2 separate regions of the Mus musculus genome follow, and region 2 is linked to region 1. Evidence: chromatin loops called from intact Hi-C (ENCODE). Cell type or tissue: left cerebral cortex. All regions are shown on one strand. Links, peaks and the distances in the headings refer to the core of each region. The heading gives the core; the rest is flanking DNA.

Region 1 (16,446 bases), core at 5,691-13,690:
AGTGAATAAGTTAGGACAAGGAAAATCTGCTGTTGATGGCAATGATTCTTAAACTTCATAAAGTTTTGTGAAACAAAGACATTTTGTATCATTCAGCTTGATAAAAATGATGGCCAACCGGTAAGAAGGACACATGCTCCACTATGTTCATAGCAACCTTATTTATAATAGCCAGAAGCTGGAATGAACCCAGATGCCCCTCAACAGAGGAATGGATACAGAAAATGTGGTACATTTACACAATGGAATACTACTCAGCTATTTAAAAAAATGAATTTATGAAATTCCTAGGCAAATGGATGGACCTGGAGGGCATCATCCTGAGTGAGGTAACCGAATCACAAAGGAACTCACACAATATGTACTCACTGATAAGTGGATATTAGCCCAGAAACTTAGGATACCCAAGATATAAGATACAACTTGCTAAACGCATGAAATTCAAGAAGAAGGAAGACCAAAGTGTGGACACTTTACCCTTTCTTAGAAATGGGAACAAAACACCCATGGAAGGAGTTACAGAGACAAAATTTGGTGCTGTGACGAAAGGATGGACCATCTAGTGATTGCCATATGCAGGGATCCATCCCATAATCAGCTTCCAAACGCTGACACCATTGCACACACTAGCAAAATTTTGCTGAAAGGACCCAGATATAGCTCTCTCTTGTGAGACTATGCCGGGGCCTAGCAAATACAGAAGTGGATGATCACAGTCAGCTATTGGATGGGTCACACGGCTCCCAATGCAGGAGCTAGAGATATTACTCAAGGAGCTAAAGGGAACTGCAACCCTATAGGTGGAACAACAATATGAACTAACCAGTACTCCGGAGCTCTTGTCTCTAGCTGCATATGCATCAAAAGATGACCTAGTCAGCCACCACTGCAAAGAGAGGCCCATTGGACTTGCCAACTTGAGATGCCCTAGTACAGGGGAACGCCAGGGCCAAAAAGGGGGAGTGGGTGGGTAGGGGATTGGGGGGGTGGTGGATATGGGGGACCTTTGGGATAGCATTGAAAATGTAAACGAGGAAAATACCTAATAAAAAAAATTTAAAAAAAAACTGAAAAAAAAAGAAAGAAAAATGATGGCAACTAGCCAGAGGGCTCCAGTATACTGTGTTGTTTGATCACAACAAAGAAAAGGAGAAAGAAGGGATGCTATCATCTTCTATTCATCCCATATACATGGATTGTCAACCACTAAGTAACTTCTGAATTCCAGTTTTCTCATCACCAAAAGGAGGAATAACAGCACTCACACCGAAAGCAGTTTTAAAGTTTGAATAAAGACAAGGTAGTAAACAAGCCTTCACATTACTCTATACGAAATAGGAGTGGCAAGTATGCAATCCTTTCTACTTCTCCATTGGGCCCTTTGTATCTCCTATTGAATTGGCTTAAAAGGAACTTCAAGCTGGAGTCTATATGCCCAGGATAGTCAAACAGAATTTTGACACAGGGCACTAACATGTTTTCTGTCGAGAAAAAAAAAATTACAGTACTAATAAAATACTTTGGTTAAAGGTAACTAAACTTTCCGAGCAGTTGGCTTTTATAACAGAACATTGTATATTTAAGAAAAAATTAACTGAAGAGAAGGCAGCCCCTCTTCCTAGACTTCAGATGATACCTGCACATTCTTCTCTGGGAACCTCCAGACTCCAGATGTTCCAAGTACTCTCCCTTTAGTTGTGCCTTCTGATGGCACCTAAACAAATATATCAGAACTCATTCAACATTTAGCAAGTGCAAGTTGAAGATTTTCTTTCTGTTAGACAAATAGACACCATCTGGAAAAAATAACCCCAGGCATTTGGACAGGGAGGCATAAAGCTTATTGGCTGAACACTCAATGAACAGCGAACACTACTTTCTTTGGCTCCTATACTTTGCCTGCTCGCTCGCTCGTTTCAAATTCTGCACACTGTAACCAGCACTGTACAATTCGACAAGAGAATCTTTGTTACCCATGCACACAAACATTGAAGGGCCCTGGAATTTGAAAGATTGACTTATAGGAATACTCCGGGCCAAAATGTTTCTTTTTATATCATGACACCTGTTTTACAAAATAAGTTCTTTCTGGCCCTGCACATTGATTGCTACAATGTTTATTCAACTCTTTCTAACATTTTCAGCTTTTCCCATTTTCCCTTCTTAAGCAGGCTTGTCTTTATATAATCTTGCTTTTTTTCTTCTTTTCTTCCTATTTTCAAGCTAGTTTATAAAAGAGAGCCTCTGACATATTAATGCTATTTATCTTACTCATTAACTTTTATTTCACAATTAGTATTATAGAATATTAATGTTGTTTGTGTCTTGCACCATGGAAGGGACTGAATTTAAATAGTTGCAGTGTTATCAGCCTGTGGGGGAAATTCAAATAACTGTTTACAGAAGTCATGAAAGTAATCTTCACTTTTATTTTGATGATAAAATGTTAATGGTAAAATTAGCATCTAATGGCATTTTAAAACCCCCCAAACTTTCATTGAGCACACCCTTAGGCAAAGACTTCCCTTACTTCTTAAGTAATAACTTTTTTCTTAATTAGAAGCAGATAGGTTTTTTTCAAACCAAAAAGCAACCGCCCCAGCGTTCTGGAATTCATTTTTACTACATCCCATAATCTAAGCAGTAGGGAGTCCTATGAAACATGTTTGATCAAACAATTTTATAAATTGTCTTCCTTCCTTACAATTCTCATGGGGAAAACAGGTATTCAGCTAGAGTAATACTGTAGAAATGTTAATGGGATCTTTGAAATCTGTTTGAGTTCAGCTTCCTAAGAAAACAGCTACAGAGCAGAGGCAGGTTGTATACCTAAAGTGAATGTCTCACAAGCACTTTCTGTCATGCACAAGAGAGACAAAGCTCTGGGGGTGGTCCCAGTGTTTGAATGTCCTAGCCAAATCTGTGATGCTGTTGGTAGACATTTCTATTAGGCCGCTGTGTCCCGGGGTTTGAACAACTAAGAAGTGGATGCTAATTATCATCTGTGTTGCTGTCTTTTCAGTCCTACCCTGGACCAAGTCTGGAAAGTGAAGATTTTAACATCCCACCCATCACGCCTCCCTCCCTCCCTGACCACTCTCTGGTGCACCTGAATGAGGTAGAATCCGGTTACCACTCTCTGTGTCACCCCATGAATCACAATGGCCTGCTCCCGTTCCATCCACAAACCATGGACCTGCCAGAGATCACGGTGTCCAACATGCTGGGCCAAGATGGCGCACTGCTCTCCAATTCCATCTCTGTGGTAAGGATGGGCATGTCTGATTGTGGTGGGCATGAATGTTGCAGGAAAAACAAGGGTCAGCTCTATTCAACAATCTGAAAATTGTGTTAATGGGCTTTTAAACCCAGAGAGAAGTTTTGGCTACAGCAATGGCTTTGTAGAATATTGGAAATTCCTTACGTCATTTTTAGTTTCATGTTAATTACTTGTGTGATTGCGCATGATTGTCGGAGTACTAAATCCTGTTGATGACACTGTTAGGAAAAACAGCTTGCCAGATTTCAGGTAAAAGGTAACAATGACTAGTGTTATTTCTAGGGATGTGTTGGGTTGCTAGCCAAGTAATATTCCTGTGTCTTCTAGGGAGTGGCTGCTGTTAGCTTCACTGTTGTCCTTCACTCTCTGAAATCCTGCAGATATATTTACACACTTTGTGGGTTATTTTGTTTGGTTGTTTGGCTTTTTTTTTTAACTCTTCTGTTTTGGAAGTAGAATTCTGTTCATTGAAATATCTCCGTTAAGATGTCCCAGTCTGGGGGATGTTCTGTTACTTTGAGGTATCTAAAGATGAAGGATTTATCCCCTAGAAAATTAGCAACAAGCCACATTCCTGGACCCTCCTGACAGAGTCTGGGCACCTTTATTTCTAAGGAACATCTCATAATTGAGAAACACTGGCTTATCTAAAAAGGCTTTCACCTTTATTGTCATCTACAAGTTTAGCTTTGCTCTGCACTGCAGGAAGGAAGGAGTCCAGCCTAGGGAGGACTTTCCATCATGGTCCAGAGCCCACATTACAGGCTAAAAATGCTTTCCATTCCTACTCCTTGGATTTCATGGGTTGACCAGGAACAGCCCAACCATTGTCATTTTCCTGTTTAGCACTACCATAGACTCACAAGGAATGGACAAATGTTTCTGCCTTCTGAAAATATTGCATAGTACCATTCAGGCTGGTGTGCATATAGTTGTCTCTATTCTGTGTAAGTTCATAAGAGTTTCCTGGTAAACGTGAGTATAAGGGATTGGCATGAATACAAGGAGAGTCAAAAGACACCTCAACATGGCTTTCTGGGAGACACAGTAGATAAGACTCAACTGATCCTCTGTATGTATGGACTAGAGAGGAAAACTCATTTGTAGTGTTAGGGGTCCAAAGTGGTACCATCACTAGCCTGTGTAGATTATATTCCTCCTAGAAATCGAATTTGAATATTTAAAACTATATGTAAATGTGTAAGCCTGAAAAAATGCATACCAACATCATCACCATCTAAAAATTTTTATTTGTGTGTATATATATTTATTTTTATGAGTGTGGGTGTTTCCCTGCATGCATGCCTGTGCATCCTGTGTGTGAAGTGCCTGAGGAGGCCATAAAATGGCATCATATTCCCTGAGACTGTAGTTACAAGAGCATTTTTGTTTGTTTGTTTGTTTGTTTGTTTGTTTGTTTGTTTTTGATATTATGATCTTGACATAAGCCACATGTATCTGGTGGCCATTATCTGGTACATATCTAGGGAGTGATATGATTAAATGCGTGGATTATTTTCAAGCTAGCACTTCAATAGAGAAAGTAGATGTTGAGGTGAAATTAGCTGTCCCTGTGGCAATCTTCCAAGATAGATTCTAAGACCCACAATTTCCTAGACTCTAGTGTCATAATACAAGTTCCATAAAGTTGGAAGCAGCACAGGCTGTCTTTTGTCTACCAGTTGGAACAAAAAACCTTTTTAGTTAATACTCTTCCCTATCATGTGGTGTTTACCATAGCCCACATGTCTGAAAGGCTCAGATAATAGATTAATAAGAACCATGATGCCTTAGTCACTTACAAACTTCTGAGGAAAACCAATAGTTATGAAAATGAGAGAGAAATACAAAGTAATTAGAGTCCAAGAGAAGATCAAGGTCTACTTGTATTGAGCATATATACTCAGCAACAATTCCTACTGTAGAGATTACTTACACACACACACACACACACACACACACACACACACATGCACACCATTCCTTTCTTTGAAGAAGACTGTGTATAAGGCTACCTCTCTATAACTCATAATACTTTCTGGCAAAAACTAAGGTTCTATTCAAAGAACGAGCTCCTGCTCATAGGTTGACAGCTTGTGAAACTACTGAAACAGCACACACATGTTCCACAAAGCATCACAGAGGACCCCCTCCCAAATACCTAAAAACCTCATGTAGCAACCAGAAAATCCATGGAAAAATTAAGTGAAAAGGAAGAACTAGTTCAGCATCACACAGCTGAACACGTGCTGCAAAGCATCCTAGAGAACCCCACACGGTCTGCAAACCTCATATGCCACCTAAAAGCATCACTTTAAAATTAGGTGAAGCAACCATACCAATTCAGTGGGGTTGCCATGCTCGAAAACACACTTACAAATAAGGGAGGCTTTGATTAATGATGCTAATAGCTGCAGAAATCAGATACAGTGGGCTTCACAAACCTGTTCGTCTATGGCTCCTTTGGAACGTTTAAAATGCGTGACAGAGAGAATTTTTCAGAGTTAAAATCCTAGAAATTATAATGTTCATTTGGAGATCTCTCCGGAGCTTGGCCAGAATGCATGCAGCAGATTAGAGAGGACAGTTGCAGACTGAGTGAGGCACTTGCTGCGAGTTGTGAACATCCCACTGTTGGAAGCCTGTTGAGATACACAGACAGAATCGGCTAGCCTTCACTGTGTTTCCCAGAAACTTCTCAATGCAATACAAGGAGCCTGTTGCTCTTAGAACTGTGATCGTATCTTTGCATGAGCATTTTCCCATTCTAGAATTTTAGTGTTTGGGTGAACTAATTAAAGAGATGGCAGTACTTTAATTCATAGTTAGAAAATGAATACATTTTAGACATTGTGATGCTTACTATGAATTTATTACGTGTTATGCATTTTACTCTTTGTTATAAGTTATAATGCATAATGTTTAGTGAGATTGTATCTTAAAGTTAAATTTGCTTGTATGTATTTTGTTTTCTTATTCCTTCTGGCAACAGCAGGGCCAGTCTTGCTGTTAACAAGCATCAGCATGGTAGACACAAAACATTTAGGTCATAGCTAAAAACCTTTATCTGTGTGAATTATTAGTATCCCCGTTTTACAAATGAAAAATGGAGTTTTAGAGGACCCCAATGATTGCTTGGTAGCTCAGCCAGTAAACATTCTAGTTTCATTTTCTGGGGAAAATGGGGACAATGATAGGCCTTACCTCGTGGGGTTAAAGGAATTTGGCAAATTGCTAAGACCATGCTGGCACATAGGATGCATTATGTAAGTTTGGTTAGGTAAAATGGTTTTCCCAAGCCTGTGCCTGTTGACACTTTCAAGAAGGTTAAAATGCACAAGAGTGAAGACTCTTCAAAGAGTTATTCATACTTTGATCCTTAATCTTCTTCACATCTGTCAAAATGACAGCACTAAGCCTGCTATTAACTAAAGAAGTCCTTTCCCTGCTTGGAGTGCCGTTGTATATTTCTGTGACTAACATTGTTCTCTTTGAGCTGAATTACCTCAGTTCAAATCCCGGGGCTACTAGCTATCTGCTGTGTGACCCTGAACCACTTAAATAGCCTTTCTGTGCTTCTTTGGCCTTACCTATCACATGGCTATATCAGGGTATGGTACACTAGACCTGTAGTCCCAGGTACTTCTGAAGCTGAAAAAGGAGAATGGAGACATCTGAAAGTTTGGGGCCAGCCTGTGAAATGAAATGCCATTTCATGTCTTTTAAAATAATAAACATGAAATTAGGAGGACATAATACAATCTTGACTCCCACAATGTGCTAAGATTAGAACCATCGAATGGTACCTGATTCACAGCAGGTTTAAGTCTGTTATACTAGGATGCCTTTCAGCTTAAATATTATTTTTTTCAAGAATAGAAAATGTGTATTGCCTTCTAAAATTTACCAAAATCCTGTACAGGGTTCATTTAGTACACATAAGGTGAGGGTTCAGCTTTTCAAAATTTTCCTCCATTGATCTATTTATTGAAAATTCTTGCTTGTGCTATTTTATGGTCCGTTGGGCCTCCTTACCCTGTAGTTATTCAGAGTTCCAGCAACAACTTAGATTTTGGCACTCCTGAAAGATTGCATATTCTTAAAGTCCCTCTGTTTCAAGACCAGGCAATGAAGCAGGTAGAAATTCTGTATTACACACCGCTGGAAGGCTGCCAATTAGTTCTCATTCTCTAGGTTTAAATTCAACAGACGTTCATGACCCAATATGCAAGAGCTCCAATTTCTCAAAACTCCCCTGAGTTGTTTTGATAGTAGGGAACTGATTTGTCTGCACTTCCTGAGAACTGGAGTCTGGTTAGAAACACAGTGAAGCAGGAGTGTCAGATAAGCGCGTTAACCACCAGCAAGCCTTGCATGCTCTGAACACCAGCAGAGCTGGATTTGCTCAGTGGCACAAGCTCAGCTCCCTAGAGTAGAGAGGGGCAAAGGTAAGGCAATAAGGCAGACTTGTCCTAGCATTTCTCTTAAGTGCATTTCTTATAAAAGCAGTCTTGAACACAAGATCCTCTTTCCACCCACAACTGCCTGGTTGGTGGCTCTGATCCTTGCCAGGTCGGCAGTTCCCTGATTCCTTCTGAGACCACACATGCCTTGTCAAGACTTGTCAAGATTGACTAAACTTGTCTACTTTTGCTAATTACTAAATTAGTTATTTTTCTTGCTGCCTTGACAGAATACCTGGCAAACACAATGTAAGTGGGGGGACATTTATTTTTGTCTCATAGTTTGAGGGCACAAGTCCATTGCAGTGAGGAAGGCCCAGCTCTGGGAACACACAACTGTGGTCACATTGTATTCAGGGAGGAAACAGAGACATACCTATGCCTACTCAGTGGTGTTCTCCTTTTTATTGAGGACCCAAGTAAATGGAACAATACCGTGCCTGGTATCGTTCCAACCTGTAGGCCACTACCCCTTTGTGTGTGTGTGTAGGGGGGGTGGTTCACATATCCCAAATATCAGATTTTTACATTACAATTCATAGCAATAGCAAAATTACAAATATGAAGTTGTTAGGAGTCATCGCAACCTGAGGAACTCTATTAAGGGGTTGCAGCTTTAGGAAGATTGAGAACTGGTCTAGGGTGCTGTCTGGTAGGTGAGTCTAGATTCGGTAGCATTTTGATAATGAAGTTATTGATAATGAAGATAATCACAGTTACTTAACTATCACAGTGACTTTTCTTTACTGTTGCTCCTACCCTGTGATTGTTAATCTTCTTCTGACAGAGTCTTAGGCTGTAGCCTAGGCTAGCCTTCAACTTGGAAATTTCCTTTCCAAGCACTGAATTAGCAGGTGTGTACATTGTACCTGGCACATTTTCTCGTTGTGGCTTTGGCCATCTCAATTTTTTAACTATTTTCCATCAAAGGTCAATCACTTGTAAAGATATTTGAACGATGGCTAATGTCATTTCCTGTTACAAAGGAAGTGGTGGGCGTGCAGAGATGGTTCAGTGGTTAAGAGCACCGGTTCCTGAGGACCTAGGTTTGATTCCTCTGCACCTACATGATAGATCAGAGCTGTCGGGAACTACAGTTTCCAGGGAATCCAGTGCCCCCTTCTGGTTCCATAAGCACTGTGTGCAATGTGGTACACGGACATGCATACAGGCAAAACACCAATACACATAAAATAAATGCAATCTTCTTTTAAAGGAAGTGATGTGGCATTGTGTAGATAGTTGAGGTTTTTTCATGTTGCTAGAAACTAGAAAATTATTTTGGAAGAAAGTAAAATAAGAACATGTCCTAGTAAATATTCATGACTTAAGAAGAGGTTTTTGATTTCTGCAAATGAAAACTAAGCATCCTTCTTTTGCTCCTCACCGGGATAACAGTAACTGCTGAGCTTAATCAGGAATTGGTAGAGGGGAAAAATGCAACCTTGTATAAAGTTATCCAGGCTGTTCAGCCTGGCCTATATGTGGCGATTGCTTGTTCTTTGTGCCGTCAACAGAAGCTCTTTCATACAAAGAAAAACCGTGCGAAGTTTTCAAATGGCCTCACAGAAAGGATTCATTTAGAAGCCTGGCTTTGTGGAGTGTAGTTTCTAATGGCACATTATAGAAAATTTACAATGAAAAAGGGCAACAAAGGAGATTTCAGTTTCTTTGAATGCTTCAAATTTCCAGTTCTGGAGTTTAAAATGGAAAAAAGATGTTAAAAGGCAATAAAATTGGGGGGTTTATTTCCCAAATGCCTTCTTTTTTCCAAGCAACAAAAGCCAGCATAATGTATATACTCAGACTTATTGTCATTTGCAGCATGCAGACATGGCACGCTTGGCATTCAAAGGCCACTGTACAACTGTTTTGACAACCATCACTTCAGTAGGTACCATGCAGGACTCATGAAATGGAAGCAAGAGTGCTCCTCTGGGCCCATGGGGAGCACAGTTCATCAAGGAGTTCAGATGGATGAGAACAGCATGAGTTTCTAATAGGTTGCCATTATGGGAAGGGCCACTGACGTATTGAATAAGGCTCCTTTCAAGGCCAGGCAGAAAATATGATTGCAGACAATTTGATTGCTGTTTTTTTTTTAAAGTAAATATTTTCAAAAATCTTGAGGTATTTCTTTCCATGTAGTGCATAAAGTGTGTAAGAGTGAGCAAGTGGAGCTGAAGCCCTCTCAGGACACATGGGACTAAGGATGTCACCCCATGTCTGTAGGGAATAATGAATGCATCCGTTTAGAATGGAGGTGATGCCATAGAGGCTCGTTTCTTTCTCTAAAAAATACAAAAAGGGCAAAAAAAAGTTGTTGCCTACCATGACAGGAGGGAAATCATGCAGATAATTACTTAGAATTATGCCATAATTTGTTAAAAATTATTAATTTACAGTATGCCCACACACATAAATTATTTTTTTTAATATCACAGAACAGTCTTCTAAACTACTTTAAATACTATGGAAAATGCTGCCATTTTGTTCCTATATTTGCCCACAAGTCTTTGTTTTTGTGCTTAATTAATTCCCAATAAAACCAAAACCAAATGTGTTTGCGATTAAACATTAGGCTCTATGCAGCCCCTTCTTTGAATATGGGATTGATAAGCAGTTCTATGGCCTGTTTGTTAATGATTTGGGTTATCTTTTAGTGCAATGATAAAATATTCCAAAGTAGAGCTGTCAGTAATAGGGTCTGGAAAGAAGCCAATTTAGAAACAACACTTCCCTTTGTACACCAAGCAAAAAGTCAGAGTTCTCTGGGGTATGGGCCTTGTCCAGTTTCTTCATTTCCAGAACCCACATTAATCTCCACTTCAACTCATATGTAGTAGAAGTAAAAACACTGTAATGCCAGTTACATGATCTGCTGAGAGCAGACATAGGGACTACTCCATTCAGCCTAGACAGTCTGGGCAGCCATAAACCTAAAGCAGTTGGGATACGTGATTTCCTACAGAAGAGCCAAGATTCTACAGCTTTCCTTGGTAGCTTGTTTGTGTTTGATTAACCTTGTAACACCGAGTTAAATTGCAGTCAAAGATTTAGAGTCCTTTCAGGAAATACCTATTAAAGTTAACCCAAAATCTTTTATTGCTGTTTCTGCCTATGTTATGCATTGTCCCCACCAAAATGCTTGAGTAGCAGGTAAGTTCAAGGATTTGACATTTATTGAGCCTTTCTAGAAGGTGAGTTTTACCTAGGCAAAGTTAGCCCAATTTCTTGAGCTTTTCCTCAAAGATCTGTATTGTCCAAACCCTAAATCAAATTAGCTTCTTTTTAATTATTTCTTTTTAATATTCATAATCCTAGAGCATGTTGACCACAATGGAAGGCAGAGCTGCAGAGATTACAGAATAATTTCTGAGTTTTGAAATTGTATTTGCCTCCTCGTGGCTATTCTATGGGGTCTTTAATGGCATCTTGGATTGCTGATGTTTTCATTTTTGATTCATCTATCACTCTTATCTGTTGTGTGTTTCTCAGCCTTGGTATCTGCCAGCAATATCCCAACATGTGTTTGTCTAACTCATTTTGCATCCTAAAGACAAACATTTGGGAAAGCCATTATAGGGCGGCTCTTCAAGGAATTCCCCCTCACACCTTACTCCCATTGGGCATCCACAGTTAAATAGCCCTTAGCAAATAAAGAAGTAAGAAAATGGAGTTACACAATTACTGTGGACAAACAGATTTCTAAGTAGGCTCCTCAAAAGGAATTGGCAGACTTGAGCCAAGCTTTCTCTTCCTTCCTGGAAACTTGACGTTAGTAGAATGCTTTCTTGCGGTGTTGTGGGTATTTGGGAGACGCAGCAGAAAAGTGGGATCACAAATAGAGATGAACAAGAAACAGAGAACAAAAAATGAGGCAGGAGTGGAGCTCAGTGATAGAACCTAAGGCCCTGGGTTAAAGCGTCCCCAGTGTGTACATATACATGCAACACACACACACACACACACACACAGAGAGAGAGAGAGAGAGAGAGAGAGAGAGAGAGAGAGAGAGAGATTGAGAGAGAGAGAGAGAGATTGAGAGAGAGAGAGAAGTGAAGAAGAGCAAATTTTGAGAACTCCTCTGGAGCCCCGAGTGCTAAATGTGGTGGCCCTGTATAAGGTGTAGTTCTGTATGTAGTGGCTGCATCTAAAACGAGGCTCCTGACCTGTCGCTTGCTCACTGTTTTGGTTTAAGAAATGTTCCTTTCTTAGGCCCACTTAAATAATAACAGAACAAGCCAACAATTTGGAACCTCGCCAAGTTACAGATTGCTTCTTTGTGTCCATTACCTTGCTGAGCAAATCTCAGGACACACCCTGGCCTTGGCCCACTGTGGGATGGGCACAGTCTTATGAACCACTGATCAAGAAGATACCCACAGGCTTGCCTCCAGTCCAATTTGGTGGAGGCATTTTCTCAATTGAGAGTTCCTCTTCCCAAATGACTGCAGGTTATGTCAGGCTGTCAAACAAACTGATAACAGCGAACCCTAGTGAGCACCAAACACTATTTCAGGCCAGTGTATGAATGAACCCAAGGCTTCCCTTTGCAAAGCTGTTCCCCCCAGGTGCCTACAGGGCCACTGCTGCTTTCTGTGAGGTCCCAGATGTGGTCTTTTCCTCAGCACCCACTTGCGACCTCTCTCTGAGAGGGAATTCAAAGGATATAAATATTTGTTTTGTTTATTTTGTTTCATTCAGTAGGCAAGGCTGGCCTCAAACCCCGATGCTCCTACCTCAGACTTTCAAGCAATGAGATTATACGCATGTGGCATGATGCTCGGCTCAAACTCTCCAGGGTTTAAGCACACATAATAGCAAGTACCATGTGGTCTAAATGCATTTCATTAAGCCAGTTTCAGCCCTAAATATAAACTCAGCTTTGTAATCTGTACCAATTACCACTAGTTACTCTAGCATACTACAATTAAATTGATGTGTTCATCAATTTATTACAGTGAATATTGATCCTCCTTTTTAAATGAATGTTTTTATTTTCTGAGGAGAGAAAGTCCTATGAAGAAATGTTATCTACAAAATTATGACTTCGAAATGCACTCATTTCTGCCAGGTTCTCCCCAAAGTCTCAGGCAAGGGGCCAAGATAAGAAGGCAGAAAATGTGTGTGTGTGTGTGTGTGTGTGTGTGTGTGTGAGAGAGAGAGAGAGAGAGAGAGAGAGAGAGAGATTTGCCTGTATGACCAACATTGAATGTCTATTCTCTATTTCAAAATGATTCTGCCTTTGATTTGCCATTTGCTTGGTTTGCTCAAGTGGATTATTAGCATTAAAACATTGCACCATAAACCCATTTTGTCATGGAGACATGGAAGCATTATTCTCAAATGGGTTTCAGTATAATGAAAAAGTCTCATTTCAAAACACTGCTTCCTTCCTTCCTCATTGACTATTCCTCTCCAGAGCACACAGGAGGGTTTTAAGAGCAGGTTGAGTTTTCTATTACATTTTTCATTCTTTTCTTTCTACTTTAATGTTTTTTCTCTTCTAGTTTGTTGTGGACAAGAGTTACCGGGGGAACACAAGACTCTTGGTCTTTGGGTATTAACCATTTCTGTTCTCTCTGCCTGCAGCGGAACATGCTGCATAGCAAAGAGCTGTAGGGTTTGGATATTTGTTCAAATCACTAAGATATGAGATTTTACTCTCCTATTTTTGATCCTTTAAAATGATACAGACATTTTACTCATCCAGAGAACAGATTTTTTCCTGTGCTTAATAAGTATATTGATAAACATGTAATCATAAAACTGTTAGTCAAACATCCCTGAGTTTAATCATTGTACAAATTCCCTAGGTAAGTAGATATACTTAGAAATAGAGTATTTAAATGGAAAATACTAAACTCCTGTTTACAATTTAAGCTTGCATTCTAGTTATGATAGCATGATACTTTATCAAAACATGTTACATTTCAAAAGTGTTATTCTTCAGCATTTCAGAGTTTTATTTTCTGTAATAACAACCATCATAATCTCAAATAAAAAATTACTCAACCCTGAGAACATATTACACTGTGAAAAAATTTCACATCTTGTATTTCAATTGTTTATCTAATCACATTCTCTACTAAATAGCACAGATGACTAATGGTTTCCAAACAGAGATACGACCATCCTTCACACACTGAAACTTGCAATTTGTGTGAATAAGACTTCAGTTCTGTAGATGGTGATTTTCTTAAAGGCTCTTGCTTTAAAAAAAAAATGCTATCCTATTGAGGCCACCAGAAATTAAACCAAGCAGGCCTAGAGGTACAGGCCAGGCAGTTCAGACACAATCTGTAAGGCTAAGGCAGAAGAATTACAAATCCAAGGCCTGTCTGGAATACAATTCACACACAACTGAACACTTAGTTAAAAGTGAAAGAAGAGTGCTGGATAAATAGCTCAGTGGTGAAACATTTGCCAAGAACATGTGAGGACCTAGGTTTAATCCCAAGTTCTATGCCCACACATAACTCAATAAAGCTCACATCAAGGGCACAGGGACCCCTGAGGAAGATGAGGCAGAAAATTCGTAAGAACCAGAGGGCAGGCAGGACATCCAGGAAAGATGTCATTGTGTTCAACAGGCCTGAAGCACATATGAACTCCTAGAGACCGAGGCAGCATGCACAGCCATGCATGGATCTGCATTAGGTGGGGTCCTGGAGCTGAAAGGAGAAGTAGGCACGTGCCCCCATCCCTAACCCAGGATCTTTAGTATTATTCCAATTAATAATTACTATGGGTAGGCGGCATTCCCAGCAGTACATGGCTGACAGAAAACGAGCTCCTCACAGTCTTTGGAGGTTCCTCATCTTGTCATGTCATGCCAGGACCTTTTCTTTGCCTTTTTAAAAATTATATCCTTTTAAAAATTCTTTTATCTTGTATTTTGGGGTTTTTTTTCCTCTTTTTTTTTTTTTAACCCTACAGGTTCTTTGCATACATATTATGGCTTCCAGTTTTGTATTTTTTTTCTGAGATTCCTGAATGTTCAAATATCTGTCTCTACGTCTGTTCCATATGCCGTTTCTTGGGCTCTTTTTCTTCTGTTTCTTCTGTCCAATTATAATCTGTTTTTTTTTTGCTTTCTCTAATTTTGTTTTGTTTCATTTTATTTATTTCATTTTATCACTTAGAATCCTGTTTGTTTTCTAATAAACAAAAAGAAGGTGGCTCTGGTTGAGAGGGGAGGTGGGAAGAAATTGGGAGGAGTAGAGGGAGGGGAAGCAATAACTAGGATATATTATATGGGGGGATCTGTTTTCAATAAAAGAAAAAAGGGACCATTACTGGGGTACGGTTGGGAGCTGGAGGAGAGTAGCAGGTTACACAGGATCAGATCTGGGGAATTGGGAAAAACGAGGAGGCTCTAGTTATAGTAGAAGCAAAAGGTAAATACAGAAGAAGGAGGGGAGGCTAAAATAACAGTAGCATTTCTGAAAATGTCATAAAGAGTTAGAGTACTAATGACTTCCAAATAACAAAACTGTAAAAGTTAAAACAAAACTCCCAGGAAAACTATTAGCATTTTATAGCATCTTATTATTATTTATATACAATAAATTTATACATAAGTAGTGGAGATTATATACAATAAATATTATAACTAAGTAGTGAAGAACTAAGAAAGGAGAAGCAACAGGCTAAGGAAGTTGCTGCAAAGTGGTTATCCACCGCCACGCTGCCTTTGGGTAGCAGCTCCTTGTTCTGTGCACTGTTTTATGTGCACAATCCATCTGGTTTTGCTTTCCCCAAAGCAACCTCATTTATGATTATAGCAATGCTTGAGACTGGACAAGCAAATGGCAGGACAATATTTTCTTTCAAATCATGGTTCACTGTATCATTTCTTCTCTTCATTGGATGTTTGGGGTGTCTTAATGTTGCCTCAGATATGCTAGGTGTTATTTGGAGCATATGTTCAAACCTAGGAGGTGACAATTCACTTGAGGGGAGTGAGAGTTACATACACAAACCATGGGAAAATGTGGGAGCACAGGAGATCAAAACCTCAAATATGGCTGAACACACTTTAAATTGCCAGAGTGCTGCCTGTGACAGCGGAGTCTGAGAACAGAGAAAAGGGAGATGACATACAAACCTACATTTACACCCTGTCTCGCATATCATTATAAGTGTCTTAGCCCAGGCAGGCAATTTCACCTGCTCATGCCTCAGTTTTCCCTTCAGTAGCTGGGCTTGAGTGCACATGTATGCGTGAAGCCCTAGAAGCAACATTAGACAAACAGCAAACGTCAGGTCGATGGCTCTATCACCCACCCATGTGCATCTCCATTTCTGACAGCCTAGGTTTTCTTACACTTCCTCTCATTCTTCTATTACTCATCTTCATGTTCCATGAAAAATCCTGTAAACTAATCAGTTCCCAATTTTGAAACATGTCCTCTTGCCAGGTATAGCTTGGATCCTGAATGTCCCACAAATGCTCACATGTTAAAGCTTGACTAGAAGTCTAAGGAGTTCTTGGGAGGCTATGGGGTTTCTACGAGGTGGGACTTTGTAAAGGAAGATCAGGTCCAGGGAACACAGCCTTGAAGGTTGATATTAGGATCCTAGCCCTTGCTTTCTTTCACAGCCTCCATGAAGAGAGCTGTTTTCTTTGCCACACAGTCCCCATTATTCTCTGCCACAGTAATAGAGGCAACATGACCAAGTGAACAGAAGCTGAAA
Region 2 (16,446 bases), core at 3,556-11,555, 1.0 Mb before region 1:
GTGCAAAAATATACATTGGTTAGGAGAAATTAGAGAGTTGGGGAAATCAGTTAACCTATGAAGGGTGAAATGAGTAAATGTCTCTGCTTTTGTAAAGAGTACCTGTTTTTTTTTAAATATTTAATTTGTTTTAAGTTAAGTGTGTGTGTACGTGTGTATGTGTGTGTGTGTGTGTGTGTGTGTGTGTGTGTGTGTGTGTGTGTACATTAGTGTTGGTGCCTATGGAAGTCCAGAAGAGGGGACTGGATCCCCTGCAGCTGAAATTACAGGTGACTTTGAATGTGGAACCCTACCTTGGTCCTTTGCAGAAGCAGTGAGCCCTTCAATCACTGGACGTTTCTCCAGAAGCTGCACTCCCTGTCCCCAGTAACAAAAATAAAATCTATGGATGATTTTGAAGATCATGTATTCTTACCCATGTGCTCTCACCTTTTAGAGGTGAGGAAATGTCACCAGGGATGGAAATGCTTCTTAGCATCTTCATTTGGTATCGACAGAGACTGGATCCTGTGTCTCGCACATTCTTCACTTGTGGACACAGAGTCTCCTTCCAATGCTATGCACATCAACTTATCTCATGGCTATGCCAGGTTTTTCTAATGGATAAAGTGAAGTATTTTTTCCTTGCCATTAGCTGTGTCCTAAAGCTTGTGTCTCCTCTTTCACCCGGGCAGTCCCAGTGTGTCCCTGTTATTCTGGTTGCTAACTGTTACTAGTCTGTATTCTTGACAGTAATCTGTCTTCAAGGCAAATGATAGGCATTGCCAAGACCTCACAGGCAGCATATGTTCTTCCTTTCCAGTTTGTTCACTCAAATCCGAGCTATCTTTCAATGCTTCAATTCCAGTGGCGATAGAACCCTTCCTCAGCTCCATAGCAAGTGGTTTCTTCTCAGATGTCGTCAGTCAGCCTTTCCTGCCATATCATCTGGAACATTCCATAGTTTATTTCAGTGTTTCCTGAGGGGACCCTGCTCTGCTTTCTTCATAGTCTTCTCTAAGGTTTGAGTACCTACAGTGAGGGATGTCAACAGGATCTCCCAGTATTGCAACAGCTCCTTACATCTTTATCTATTTCCAACTTATCTGTCTCCTAGAAAAACAACCTTCACATCCTCCAACACCACTTATACGCCATATCTAAGATTTTGAGGGTTCACGGAGGTAAGAGGTGGTTTTGGTTTATTTTTGTACCCTTTCTCTATTGATTATCACCATTAATTTGCTTGCCCATGTCCCCCATAGCTACTAGGACAATAAATGATATAAAAGAGTTATGATAGGTGTCTGATATAATGTAGTATTTGTATTATAAACTGGAAGAAATGGAGAGAATGGAGATACTAAAGTTAAACTGAGAAGATGCCTAAACTTATTAGTAAGCCTGTCCCTCTCTCTCTATTCTTATATCTTCAGGACCAATGCAAGTAACAAAGTGTAAAAGGAGCCAAACAAGAGAATGAAGTATTCCCACAAACTCCATGTCATGCTGAGCTACAGAGTTAGGGAAAACCAAGGACCCTCCTGTTGGTGACAATGACCAGGCTTACAGTTGTTGCCGTTCTTCTTCTTCTTCTCCTCTTCCTCTACTCTTAAGAATCATAGCTAACACACCCTCAGTGGCTTCCTGGGTGCTGGACACTTTAAGTTTTTATGAGTTACATAAATGCTTTCCAGGAATCAGTAGCTATTGCTTTTCTTTGGCAGATAGAGAAGCTAAGACAAAGATGGGCTGAATCACCATTGAATTTAGACAAGCAGGCATGTGGATTCAGAATCAATCTGAACTTAAGCAATATGATGTCATTACCCCTACTACCACAACACATGCTCTTTGTCTTTCCAAGACTGATGGGGTCAGTTTTTCCTGACTTGGGAAAATCTCTCATAGTTCTGCTTGTTTGCATTCACAGGATAACTATGTGTTGAATTTACAACTATGCATTTCTTATATTCTTCAAGGACTTCAGTGATATCTGGTTATTTTTGTTCCAACCCACAGAGGCAACCCACAGTGTGTTGGTTCAAAAACCTGTACAGAGAGTGTATCTTGTATGATCCGTAAAGAGGCAGGGGGATGAAGAAGGTCAAAATACTTGTGCTCCTGACCAAACTTCTTGGTTTCATCTTGACTACTGTCTTAGTTAGGGTATCTATTGCTGTGAAGAAATGCCATTACCATGGCAACTCATATAAAGTTAAATACTTAACTAGGGCTAGTCTACAGTATCAGAGGTTTAGTCCATTATTGTTATGGTGAAAAATATGGTTGCCTGCAGGCAGACATGGTGCTGGAGAAGAAACTGAGTTCTACATCCGGATCAGCAGGCAGCAGGAAGTGAACTGCTTGACCTTCTGAGACCTCACAGGCCACTGCCTAGTGACACAAACAAAAATCACACCTATTCCAACAATGCCACCCATACTCCAACAAGGGCACATCTCCTAATTGTGCCATTCCCTATGGGACAAGCATTCAAACACATGAGTCTATGGGGACCATTCCTCTTCAAATTACCAGAGACCAGCTACTTGTTAACTGAGTCTATACCCATTGTCAGACCAGTAGGGGGGCAATAGTAGTACATATCTCAGAAGGCTACAGAAGGGGTTTGTTGCATAATTTTCTTGATACTTAGACCTGAGCCCATCTTGAAATCAATTTTAATGATGATGCAAGTGAACTGTTTCTAAGACACAGAAGAAATTGCAATCATTTTTGGTTTCTGATTATAGATAGAATTCTAAATATACACTAGACTGTCATTGAGCAGATGAGCAGAAAGCACCAAGACCCAGGCTTGAGCAATGGATTATAAATTCTTGTTTTGGCTTCCTGCTCAGACGTCCAGGGACTTTTAATATTGGACAACTTGCTCAAATCTCTCTCATGGCTTACCTTACCTGTAACAAAATGAAGAAAGAAAATTGATCACCAAGGTTCTGAGTAAAGTTCTTGCAGTGTGTATTTCATGTGATGAAGAGACAGCAGGTTTCTTCAGGGCTTTCTGTCTGATTTTCCTCCTTGCCTATTTCAGTCTCACCATGCTCAAAGTAGCTTGGATTAGACCATGCCACTAAATATCACATGTGAAACAAACTCCAAAGACACTTTGAGCAATAAAATTAGAAAATAAATAAACAAAGACTACTCTACTACAGAGCAAAAGGTATATCTGTCTATTTTCCTCAGTGACATTTAACTATTAAAGGGAATAATTCTGTTTTATTGGCCCCTTTAATCAGTGTGGTGTGGCCTTTACAGGATTAATCTCTCATTCTTTTGCTAACTAATTTACTCTAATAATGTGCTAAGGTGGTTTATGATATAAAAACACCTTTGGGTATTGGGCTTTCTGTAATAGCTGGAATAAAGCCATTATAGTTGGATATATAGAAGGAGTAAAATCTTAAATACAAATTAGTAACCATGGATTGTAGAGAGATTCTTTATTTCAATATATTGGGAATTTGACTCCTTTCTTTGGTCTCTCTCGCTTGCTGTAATCGTTCAAGGGCTTCTACCTTTAGTTGCTGTTCATCATCTTTTCTTCTGCTATTTTACACATTTTCTTTTGCTCTGTATTAAACCAAATTAGAGAGAGTCTAGCACAGACTTGGTATTAATTTTTATGTAGTCCCACAGAAGCCTCCAAAGCCCATACCTGCTCTATTCACCTCATTAGATGGTGAGCCCAGGCAAGCCAACGTGGATGTGACTGTTTATTCTAAGAATCTAATTTGAGGAGCTGCACATAGTGGGTGATTAAGTTAGGGGCACTAAATTAGTGATGGTTTCCTTCTGCACTTGAATATTTTAAGTATTTATATTTCATCAGGTTTAGGTGGGGAAAAGTGTCCAGTCTGCAAACACGAGGAGTATTTTTGGTATTGTTCAGTAGTCAGGGCTCTCTGAGTCAACTAACTTTAACTTCAGAAACTCCAGTCACCCTTTGAGCAGCTTCCAGGACATTCAGTTAGTTCTGTGGTTTTCTATTTCATTTCTTAGTCTCATCATAATAGAGAGAGCACCAAATGGGTTGGGATGTTCACATAAACCAAACACCATTTTAAACATTTTGCATGTTGACATTTCAACCATCACAACTCTGAAGCAGGTCTAAGTGAGACTCTTACATTGAGATCTTGGAGTGCTGTGCATGGATTCTGTCTCAGGTGTTCTGGATAGGAACCAACTTAAGTCCAAAGATGTTAATGCTTCAAGTGTCTAACTGATGGGCTTAGGGTTCTGGACACTTTGCCCTTCGTTTCTCTGCATATTGTGTCTTAGTGATCACATTTCCCATCACCCCAGTAGTCATCATGATTACACGCTCCTTATTTAAATGTTCTCTCCTCTGATTCCTCCTCTGCTAAACTCCATCTCAATGATGTTTGCCTCACACTTAGCACATCTATAGTTTCCTTAGGATCTTCTTCCTTCCAATGCTAATCTTCCTTCACCTATGGACCAACCCTACCTCCAACTTTACATGGCTGAAAGCTTTCCTTTCCATCCTACAGTTATCCTATCCTATCCTATCCTATCCTATCCTATCCTATCCTATCCTACAGTTGATCTTTAAGTAGGTGTAAAACAGCAAATTAAAAAAAAAAAGTCCATCTTCTCTCTCTAGGTTCACACCACAACCTGTGACCATACCCATCTTTCTCCACCTGTGGTCCCCATTATTTCTCTCTGGTTCATTTTCCATGTTGGAAAAAGAAGCACCAGAATATAATTCATTCCATCGTTTGCATTTGTTATTTAAGTGACATCAACTTTCAATCTTTGTCTCTGAACAAAGAGCAATACCCAAGATTTTTCCATGGTATACAAAGGCCTATATTATTTAACTTCTTATTTCTATAGCATCTTGTACTAGTTAGTTTTCTAAAGCAACAGAATCGATAACACATCTCTGTCTCTGTTTCTGTCTCTCTCTCTGTTTATGTCTGTATGTAATGTATGTATTTATTTAAAAAAAAAACCTCATGAAGCTAAAAGACAATGGGGGCACAGGAGGAGGTGGAAAGTGTAGTATAGGATAGAAAAGGTGTAAGTGCAGGACTCATCCATGTTTTCCACACACAACATGACTAAAACATATGTGAAGTCATAAATGCCATGGCAGCATACACAGGATCTGCAAGGATTAGAGTCAGATAGAGCTCTAATACACAGAGGGAAAAGTGGCCATGGGCTCCTACCTCTAGTGAAGAAGTTATCTCCAATTGACACCTGAATACAGAAGAAAAATCAATTTTCTCTGATGGATTCTCACTGGTTATATTAACAACATTTCTGTCTGGTCATAAATAGATGGCCCACACAACCAAACTCAATGGTCTTTTTGTAGGAGTTTGTCTCATGTTTTGTTTGATTTTATGTTTATTTATTTTGTCTTATTGGTCTTTTGCTTGTATATTTTGGTTTTGTAAATTTTTGTGTATTTTAAAATGTATATGTGTGTGAGTTTTTTTCTGTGTTTCTGTTTTTTAGATTGCTTTTGAGAGAGGGGGGTGACTTAGAGAGGCAGGGAGGACCTGGTAGGAGCTGAAAGAAGGAAAAACCTTGATAAGAATCTATTGTATGATCTTTTTCATTGAATAAATCTTCATCTATGAAATTCTCAAATCATACCTATAAAGAAGGAAAAATGACAATTTTATAGAAAGGTTAATTATTCCATTCTCTCTGATGACCTTTCTTATGTTTTTGGCTATTACTAGCCTCACTCTTACTCCCTCCTTGAACAACAGGATGTTCTTTGATTAATTCCAAGACTCTCTGGCTGGTTCTCAGCCACATTCCTGCTCATATCGCAGCAGCTGGCCCCCTCACTTTGTCTTTTCACACTGGCTTTCTTGTCAGCGTGGTCATGGAGAGTTTTGGGGAGAAAGCACTTGGCTATTTATGCTTTGCAACTCTGCAGTGTAAACACATCATTTCTTCATGTTACCAGTAATGTTCTCATTGTGAAGTCCAATAAATTCTATCATAAGAACTATGCCCAATGGCAGGTCACAGCATTTTTAAACTCATCTATTGGCTTTTGAGAATGCAGACTTCCCTTTTCCTTGTTTTTTTTTTTTTTTCTAGCTCTGTGATCAACACTTTACTGTTTAATTCATGAATATCTCTGATTTCCCTGTCTCATTAGTGTTTATTTTTCATACTTCTTCTTGCCCATTGGACTTTCCCTTTGTGCACTCTTTCCTTGGAGTTTTTACTTACTTCTAACACAGCTTAGTCTTTTTTCCCTTCTATATTAGTTGTACATTTCAGCTTTAGATTTTAATTCATTATGATCCTATTAACACCTTCAGCTGGTCTATCCATTGTCTTCAACCTCCTTCCTAGAGGCTCCCAGATTGTAATACATAACAGCACACAACAGCTACCCGATGAATGTTTATTTTGCTATACATGAGCACCCACCATCTAAATTCTACATCGATATGATAAATGATCACTGAATGCTGGCCATAGTCTCAAGCAGGATCAGTTCTGACTAATGCTTACCAACCTTTATTAGGTGTGGGTCTTCCTATTTTTACCGTTAAATCTAGTGCAAGAGACACACATTGGTTTTATCTTTTGAGACAATCCTGATGAAACATCATTTTTGCTAAAGTTATTGAGACAGACTCTAAGGTCCCACAGTGCTTAGTAAGAGACAATGGAGTGGTTGCCTAGCAATGGCTGTTGCAGCTCTGAGAAGAAGGAAGAGAGACAAAAGTGTGGTGATCTTACTAATCCTAGTCTATGAGATAAACACTTGTAGTATGAATATTAATCAAAGCCAAAATTTTGCTTCCTGGCTTACAGCTTACACTTTCATTTTAACTAACATCTATAGTTGTTTATAATTCCTAATATTTTGCTTCAGCAAATTCCTTATTCTTCAAGCAAATCTTACAAGTTTTATGCTATGATTATTTCCATAATTTCCTAACCTAGAAACATAAAACATCACCCCACTGCTCCCCTTTATCTTCTCTAATTTCCATTCCCTGCAAAAAAATAAAACAAAACAAAACAAAAAAAAAAAAAACAAAGGCCTTCCTAGAACATCTTAATCCACAACACAGGCACCTGGTGTTCTGGAAATCAAATTGTCTCAACTCTTCATTTATCATTTAAACACACAATTCTTTCAGCTATATCTCAGGATATTTTGACTGAACTACTGAGTGCCCCTTGTGGTATTGGTTCCCTTTATTCTTTGTGGTATCTTCTGTTACATTTTAAGGGAGTCCTTTTGCCTATCATATAAGCAACCTGCTTCTGTTTGGCTGTTTTTTTGGGGGGGGGGTTGTAGGACTCTTTGCTTAATACATTATCTTTCTTATAGCAGGAACTCATAAGAGGTTTTATTTAGTTATTACGTAGTCCAGCATATGTTTTATTTATATCATTGTATTTAGTCTGTGTAAAACCCACAAGGTTTAAATATCTAATATCAAAATATACCAATACTATGAAGTTTAAAAGGAATGAATAAGAAACAAAATGTTTGTCCAAAGCAAGCAATGTTGATAGTAGCTGCTGGACATTTGGTGCAAATGAACAGAGGAGATGCTAAAGGTCTCACTGGAGAATGCACTGAAATGTCTTTTTCCTTAGATATTCAAACTCTGTTAGTCAGAAGACTAACTTGGGAGTGGTCATATACCTCTGTCTCTTCTTAGATAACTGCAAAGTGTTCATGAAGAGACCCAAAATTTCTAGAATACCTTCTAGAATCTATACAACATGAAATATGCAAGACCGCCAAAGGTCTGTGTGTGTGTGTGTGTCTGCCAGATGCCCTGAAATACTTTGTAAGGTGTAATTTGACTGCAGCCATCATGGATGTCCACTTGGGGGCACCAAAATGATGCCTCTGTTTTCTTTATTTCTCATAGCAAGATTATTTTACAATGATTCTGTATGCAATTATTTTAGTATGAGGACAAGTTGGTAATGGTTTATATTTATCATTTATTCAAGCAGCTTGATTTTTAATGCCTGTTATCTCTCTATTAATGAACTAGAAACCAGTTGCTTCCAAGAGTGGGTAATGTCCTCCTGATGGGTAGAACATTGGGCCAGGAAACAGCCAATACAAGAGCCAGAATAGAATCAGAGTTTCAGGGACCTCAGAGGTTAAAACCTGACCTCCTGCTAATTCACAAATACCCTCTGCAATGCCCCTGGCAAGTAATCATCCCCTTCCAGGTCTGGAGGACTGCTGGGTAATTGAGTGATTAAGCAAACTGCTTAGAAATACATTACAGAATCATAGGATAACTGTGTAGAAAAGGACCTTAGCGATGAACAAGCCAACCCTTGACTCCAAGAATTGGGCTAGCAAGGTCAAGTGGTTCACTCATGTCTGAAAGTTAGCAGAGCAGCTAAAACTACACTTTTGAGTGCCTGAGTCAGACAATTATGCCAGCATAGTTAGTGCTCCTCTGTTTGTTAAACTGTGGTGACAACCGTGAATAGAAAATGAGGAGAAGCCATTGCACAATGAGGATGCTGGACAAAATATTCTGATTATAGAGTTGTGGCATGTCCTGGAAGTGGAAGGGAAGGAGTCACAATTGGAAGTTCAGTTAGAAATTAATCAAATCAGGCAATGCAATTCAATCCAAATTGTGTCATGCCCAATAATAATAATATTTTCAGGACCACTTTCAGGAAGAATGGTGGCAGAAACCACCAGATTTGAACAAGAATTATTTATCTTCCCAGTGATCTTGTCTTGCTCCCAGGGTTAGAAGAATTCACTCGTTAATTCACACTATTCATTTGGGTTTCACTTTTTGGTTCATTTTGCCAGGCTTATCTGGTAGATACAAGTAACTTTAAAAATACATGTATCTCCCCGTTGAACTGCAGTACTTTCAGCTGTAGCTCCTTATTTGAACAGCTTGAGGACTAATTTGAATCGCACTTCTCTTGTGGGTGTTCCAAAAGCTTGTGCTATCTCAGGGAGTTGCCTTGTGGAGACATTAAAGATGTTTTTTAAATGAAGCACATCAAGATTCGCTAAATTACATATGGTTTGATCTAGGAAAGGACAATTGGAGACTTCATTAAAATAGATTTATTCCAACTTCATGTATGGAAATAAATTTTCTTGTGATAACTTGGTCTGTGCCCATCCAGATTGTAGCATTTCCCTAGTTTCTAAATTAAATGTTTCTACATGTGAATCTTGGCTCTATATGGGCATATATTAAAAGGCTTAGTCATCATTATTTTAAGTATCCCAGAATTGAGTCAGGTTTCTCAGGAGCTTTGCAGCTTAGTCGCTTGCTTTGATTTGGTTCACTTTCAATTATCTTCCCTTCCTCTTCTCCTGTGTTTCTGCTTTTAAAAAAAAAATATCTATTTTAACTTTAGGTAAGAACTAAACTATCTTCTGTTGCATAAATCTTGGTCTTCTCTGCATTGTTGCCTTTAAGTGCTGAGCCTTTTTCTAGTAGAAGGGAGAGATTCCTACTTCAAGGGGACAGATTTTATATACTATGTCATTTCAATAAAGAAATATAAGGAAATTTTTCTTAGATTGGCTTTTAAATTGGGAGAAGCAAGTGACAAAAAGATTCATTATCTTATCTAGTGTCATCAAGATGATAAACACTAGAGCTGTGGTTTCATGCTGGGCTTTTCTCAATCTGAAGCCCAAGGGTCTTATGTCATATCAAGCCTCTGACATATGCTTGGTTTAGGTTAACACCAGGCCTCTTAGAAACGCAGACAAACAAAACCACACCTACCTCACAATTCACCAAGAAATATATATGAAATACTTTATACTTCCCTTTACAATGATACAGTTCTGCTTTTTATTCAATTGATCTACTGTTATTTCTTCCCAGTTTTGACTGTAGAAAAGCATGATAATGGCTAACAATGAAAACTCAACAAAGCATGTTATGTATGCTATGGTAAAATGTAAGAACACAATCACTAGTCAATGTATGGATGAGTGTAACTTCACTCAAAGAATAACAAGACTACTGCATATGGATTCCAGCCAAGTGTCTTATCCATTTCATAGAGTAACTAGATCCCAGTGGGAAGTTACAAATGTTAAAGTATACAAAATGGTCATTACTACAAGATGCTTTTGGTTACAGCATGAACATGTATTATGTTAATAATGGGTCAACAATTTTATTTTGAGTTTGAGTTATTTTATTTTGTGAATTTGTATTAATTTTACTTTGACCAGTCACTTACTAGCACAAGCTCTTCAGCCGGGGAACTTGACTCCAAATGAGTCTTGAAACTATAATTCTGACTGAAGCAAGAGAACCATCATCTCCTCCAGAAAAGCCTGAAACACACAAGAAATTTAATGTGCCGAATTTATCAGCACTATGTTCATGCATGATTTATTCTAACAAATAGATCTTTGATGGTTTCATCTGTTTGTCTCTTCTAGAATAGAAACATTTTGGAGGCAAAAATGCATCCAAAATGCAATTGCATCCTTTATGGCACTAAGGCACAACAGAGATGGAATGCACTGAACACTGATTGCAGTTTTCTACCAGGTTGCATCTGTGGAAAAGCTGCATGCAGTGTGTACTGTAGTTCTGTCCTACTGTAACGGGCATCAGTCCCTGTCAGAGCATCCCCCACACCCCTACATACATCTACTTTCATCTAGAAAAGGTCCTTGGACAGAATAAAAATTTTAAATTGCAATTACTATTTTCCTATTTAATGCCACATTAATTAAAAGGGATCTATCTGCACTGTGTGTTATCAATAAAAATAATCTTGCTAATAAGCTGGATGTCTCTGAAAGTTTATATGTGTGTCCTGGCTTCTGATCACTGTACTCCACTCAAGATCATATTGGTTTTCTTACACTGTCCAGGCAGAAGTAACAGAGTTCTGCCATGCCACACTTTCTCTGACACTCCACTTGCCCTGGACTTCAGGAGGTAATTGCTATGCTTGTTTAATGAGGTTTCAGAATACAAAAGATGCCTGTTTAGCAATTTTCTTTTCTGTTGTTTGGGAACCATAAATGGATTCATTTCCAGATGCAGAAAGCAGCATCTTGTTTTGTTTTTTTCTGTCTTGTTTTTTCTGTCTTGTGTTGGTGGAAGTCCATTCCCTAAAGACTTCATATTGAACTCTTTCTTTTAAATTCCATTGAAGCCCAAATGGGAATGATTGCTAGGTTTTCTTTTTGCCCATTTTAAACAGGGGAAATACACCCTATCTTATTTTAAAGAGCTAGTAGTAGCTTAGCTAACAGGAAGAAGCTGAGCCCCTGAACTTGATCAGAAGCCTATGTGTGGAATAGAGAGAAGGCCTCAGACAATCCCTTCAATAGCTTTATTTTCTCCTATAACAAAATGCAGTCCTGCTCATGAGCCCACCTGTATTTCCCCTTCATCTAATAAACTGGCTAGGCCAGAGCTGCAAAGGAACATAGTAATATTGACAATGTTGCTGGAAATCCGTGTGCTTTAGAATGTATTAACTTTTGCTGCACTGCTGAACATATGAAGGAAAATTGGCTTAGCAAAAAAAGAAAATCACTTTACTCCAGCCCCCCTCTTTTTGCTGATGGGACTAAGTATAGCAATCAAAATGAATAGGACCTGATAGAGAAGGTGGTGTACTTGTCCGAGCTGAAGACGCCCAGTTTGACACACCCTCAGGCTATAATACATTACAGAGCTTCAAGAAATATCTGAGCATGTCTCAGGCTGATATGAAGGGAGCCACAGGTAAAACTGTTGTGAAATAAGCAAGCTAAAGGTGCCACTGAGGTTAATGTGATGGTAATAGTGTCCACACTAAAACAAAGTACGTCTGTGCCTTTGTTTATAATTTTAATGTCCACATTCACCAACTCTAACAATACATGCTTCGGCTGGGTTCTCAGGTCACCTGCTGGGGATAGATTGCATTCTTCTATTATTTTTTCATTCCAAACCTCTTAAGATGTCTATTAAAGAAAACATGCAGGAATTGGCTTGTGTTTTAGATTTACTTCTATGCAATTTCACAATAAAGGGATCTCATTTTTATCTTTTGTAAATTCCCATGTTGAGTTAATTTTCACTTAATAATGTCTTTAAGTAATTGCCAATTAATAGAACAAACAACACATTTTTATACATACAACTTTTAGGATATGGTAATTAATATTATCTAAAGTTAAAACATTCAAATAATCAGGTTATTGTGTTAGATGTCTTTTAAGCATTCACTTTTAAAAACTATTACTGTGTTTATACATATTGTGGGGTAAAATATAGTCAGTTGAGTTTAGTATACAATATGTGTCATTAGCCATTAAGGAACATTTTGATCAAAGGTACAATTATGTATTCTTACAAGATATGGTATTACACTTCTGTATATGTATGGCTTATTTACTGATCAAATCACAGGGATTGACACTTCCATTGTACACTGCACTGCGTGCTATCAGGTCTTCATACTTGGACCTCAAGTTCTAGGGTTTGAGCCATGACAACCACAGATGTTGCTGCTGTTTGCTGGGTGCCTGGGCTGGAGAGCAGGGTCCTTTGCTTCATCTCTACTCCAACCTCTTCATGCCAGCAGTATCCAGTTGGCCCCTACAGCATCCTTAGGGTGGTCCCTGTGACTCACTTTCTCCTGACTATTAACAGCTCAAGTGAATCCTAACCATTGGAAGCAGGAGGGAACTAAAAAATTAGTGTTTTAGAGAACAAAAAGGGAATTGTCTGAAAGTATATTAAACTGTAGTGCTGGATATTTGAGGTTGTAATTTCTGGCAAAAAAAAAAAACCTATATTGAAAAAGCACTGTAGAAATAAATGTAAAAGATGGAGACTATGGAGTGGAGCTTGCCATTTTGAAAAGATAGGGGAAGCAAAACTGTATGCCAAGTCACAGTAGTAGGATGAAGTCTCTGAGTAGAATTTTGGAGTAGAACAGTCTTTGTTATTCAACTTCTCTAAGTTTTTAAGATACCTTTTTCTGATTTCTTTTTGTCAAACCAGCAGTGCAGCATTGGTGTTAGTTTCTTTTTAGAGAAATTTAAGGATCAATGAGGTAGACTATGTAAACTTTGTGATATGGTGCCAATCACAGCAAATCCTCCTGAAATATTACTGCATTCACTTCCTTATACCAGGTACAATTAAGTTAGCCTCATCAGCTCTCATGCTAAAGGACCCAGGTTCAGAATTTCTGAGATGAAGTTCTTTGCCATAGCGTGACACCTTTGGTGGGAATCAAATGGGTCTTCTACAGTTCCTATCTTACCACCTGCAGCATCATTGTGAATAGGAGGCCCCTGTTTATTTGGTGGCATGCTAGCCTCAGGCACTAATAAGCTTGAAATAATATATAGATAGGAATTGTATAAAAAATGTGTCTTTTTAAATCTCGTGCCCTTTTTTTTCTGACTGCCAGCTTGAATGCAAGTAAACTGCTTATGGAAAAAAAAAGATTTATTCTCAAGGATGCAGGGTGCTTTTCCCAGAGCTATAACCATTGCTGTAAAAGCCTCAGGATGAGGTCATCACTCAAAGTCTGTTAAGAGTAAACAGAGGCAGACGTGAAAGTAGTAAGGACAAATTTCAATCAGTGATATGTTCACGCAGCAGAACAGAGGGTCTAGCTTGAACTAGACTCAGGTTTGACTTTTTTCAGCAATGGTTGGATGTTTGATAAATGATGAAGAAGGAATGAGATCAATCGGCTCCCATGGCATCAGAGAAGAAAACACTAGAAAGGGAAGTTGTGGGTGACTGGTGCTTAGGGAGCCATCTGTTCTCTCTGATTTGCCTTATCTATAGCAGACTTCTCACCAAATGTACTTTCCTTAGGAGTTGGCTGGAATAAAGAAAGGCAAAATGCACCAACGCGTGGATACTTCACTCCTCCCTAGAATATGGAATAAAATATCCATGGAAGGAGCTGCAGAGACAAAGTTTGGAGCTAAGACAAAAGGATGGACCGTCCAGAGACTGCCCCACCTGGGGGTCCATCCCATAAGTAGCCACCAAATGCAGACACTATTGCATATGCCAGCCAGATTTTGCTGAAAGGACCCTGATATAGCTGTCTCCTGTGAGGCTCTGCCAGTGCCTGGCAAATACAGAAGTGGATGTTCACAGTTATCTATAGGATGGAACACAAGGCCCCTAATGTAGGAGCTAGAGAAAGTACCCAAGAGCTGAAGGAGTCTGTAACCCAATAGGTGGAAAAACAATATGAACTAATCAATACCCCCAGAGCTCGTGTCTCTAGCTGCATATGTAGCAGAAGATGGCCTAGTTGGCCATCATTGGGAAGAGAGGCCCCTTGGTCTAGCAAACTTTATACGCCCCAGTACAGAGGAATGCCAGGGCCAAGAAGTGGGAGTGAGTGGGTAGGGGAGCAGGGCAGGGGGAGTGTATAGGGGACTTTTGGAATAGCATTTGAAATGTAAATGAAGAAAATATCTAATAAAAATGTGGGAAGAAAAGAAAAAGAAAATGCAAGTTAAAAAAAAAAGAAAGGCAAAATGCTTTTAGTGTCCACAGTTTTTGCATACACACCCTTTAATGATAGGAGTAGTAAGATTACAATGGAAAGCTCATTATATTGTTAGGGAGTATATTAGTATTTACTCATATTTACTCATGTTTTTATATTTTTACCTCCAGTGTTGGGATGGGATTCATGGCCTTGTGCATGCTAAGTAAATACTCTGCTCCTGGATCCTGTCTAAGTTTTTATAGGTTGTAGCTGGGACCCACTGAAGAAAAGAGTCTAGAAGAAACTAGCAAAAATTTGCACAAGGAAGAAATCTTTGTCAGATCTCAGGTCTTTAAAGATTTCTGTCTGTGTTCTTTTGTTATTTCCATTTTGTGTTGTATGAGAAAAGAAACCTCAAGAGTCTAAAGGCATTGATTCACAGGAGAAAATAAATCAAAGGTAGTTGGTTTCCTCAATGTTCTTTAGTGTTATCAAATCCTCAATGTTCTTTAGTGTTATCAAATGTAACACAACATTCTTCAACTTGACCCTTCTTTGTGAATTTATTAAGAATGGGATAGAATGCTACCAGACAACTTGTATTTGTAATGGAATAGTAGACAGAATTCTAAGTGGACTTGATGGCCTTCTAGACCATTATCTCCACACTACAAATTATGGAGTAAAATGTTAGAGGTGACAGAATTGCTGTAGTTGACCCAGCCAGAAAGGAGGAGAGCCAGTACAAGTTCCCCAGCTGTACCACCTAACTGCACAGGCTACATGTTAAGTCATTAACATCACTGCAATACAAAACAAAGCCTTGATTTCCTCATCTTAGAGCAACTGCACACTTTAATTTCTTATGCTATTTTCATAAAGTGTTTTTTCTTCCCCAAACAGGATTTCTAGAAAATAAAGACCCAACTCCAAATAATTTAGACTGTGACTCTCTCAGAAAACTTAAATGCTTATTTGTCTGTCCAAACACTCATTTTGTTAATTTTTAAACACTTATTCTTTCATAATTTGATGCTTATACACATGATGTATTGTGATCACACCCCAACACTGTCCCCTCTTAACCTCCTCTCCCTTTTGCAAAACATTTTTCCCAATAACCATTCCAAATCATATTGCTTTTCATGCGTATGTGCCTCACTCCTTACATGAGCATCTATGGAGTACTCTTTACTTGAGTAGGGGAAACTTAGTCTGGCCGCATCACAGTGTTATGATGCACCTGTGACTACTCACAGAGAGGTGGGACCTCAAGCCCACTCCCATCTATGACGTCTGCTGATGGGTTCAAGTAAGTACTGCTGCTGTGAACTAAGGTCCAATGACTATTTCATCTAAAAACAAACAAACAAAAGTGTTTTAGTGTTTTACTGCATATTTTCTCATCAAACAGACCTTACATTCTTTTTGTCTCCTTTTTCTTATCATTCCCTGAGCTTTGGATCCCTCCAAAGCTGATCAGATGTTTTGTTTAGGACCGGGTTCTCAACTGTTCTTTAGTCTTAGCAGTTTGGACACCTATGAGTCTCTGCATTGAGCATAATCTACTATCAACAGAAGGCTCTCTGGCTGACAATGAGCAGCACAAGCATATGTGTATATAAATGAATATTTAGAAGGCAGTTAGCACCATGTCCATTTAACAAACTAACAATAGTAGTTTTCCCTCCATGAGATGGCACATGACCTCCCAGCTATGGAGTTTTGATGAGGTTCAGTACCAGACATGAATTATCTTCTGTGGAGCAATCCTCAAAACCAATCAAGACAGAGTTGGTTAACTCCACAGCACTCATACCACCATTGCATTAGTGGATACATCTTGCTTAGCAGCTTGGTATTGTAGACCTTGCAGTTTATAACAGAAGGTGGGCAATAACTTTCCTCTTTAACAGCCTGCATAGTACTTTCAGGCACTATGAAACCTAGCTGTTAGGGATAAAG

The links. Hi-C counts contacts between places; a loop is a spot of excess contacts. Peaks named below come from ENCODE experiments on the same cell type or tissue, not always from the same donor. Only the 100,000 strongest peaks of a DNase experiment are listed, where the experiment ranks them.
Region 2: a loop joins it to region 1, with 3 times the contacts of the local background. A loop is called at or near these places in 4 of 42 quality-filtered maps.

Annotation. Positions count from the first base shown.
Region 1 is chr4:6,809,724-6,826,169 of GRCm38, reverse strand. Tox (thymocyte selection-associated high mobility group box) reads left to right here. Exons shown (of 9, transcript NM_145711.5): 3 at 3,023-3,265. Among named protein-coding and RNA genes, the nearest start is that of Gm11802, 120 kb to the right of the region's middle. In left cerebral cortex, for the core only: a CTCF peak has its summit at 8,886 (motif pointing left); DNase peaks (open chromatin) are centred at 5,884, 8,875 and 9,160; H3K27ac peaks cover 170 bases.
Region 2 is chr4:7,844,969-7,861,414 of GRCm38, reverse strand. No RefSeq gene overlaps it. Among named protein-coding and RNA genes, the nearest start is that of Gm23860, 32 kb to the right of the region's middle. In left cerebral cortex, for the core only: a CTCF peak has its summit at 7,866 (motif pointing right); DNase peaks (open chromatin) are centred at 7,862, 8,503, 9,013 and 9,619; H3K27ac peaks cover 2,346 bases.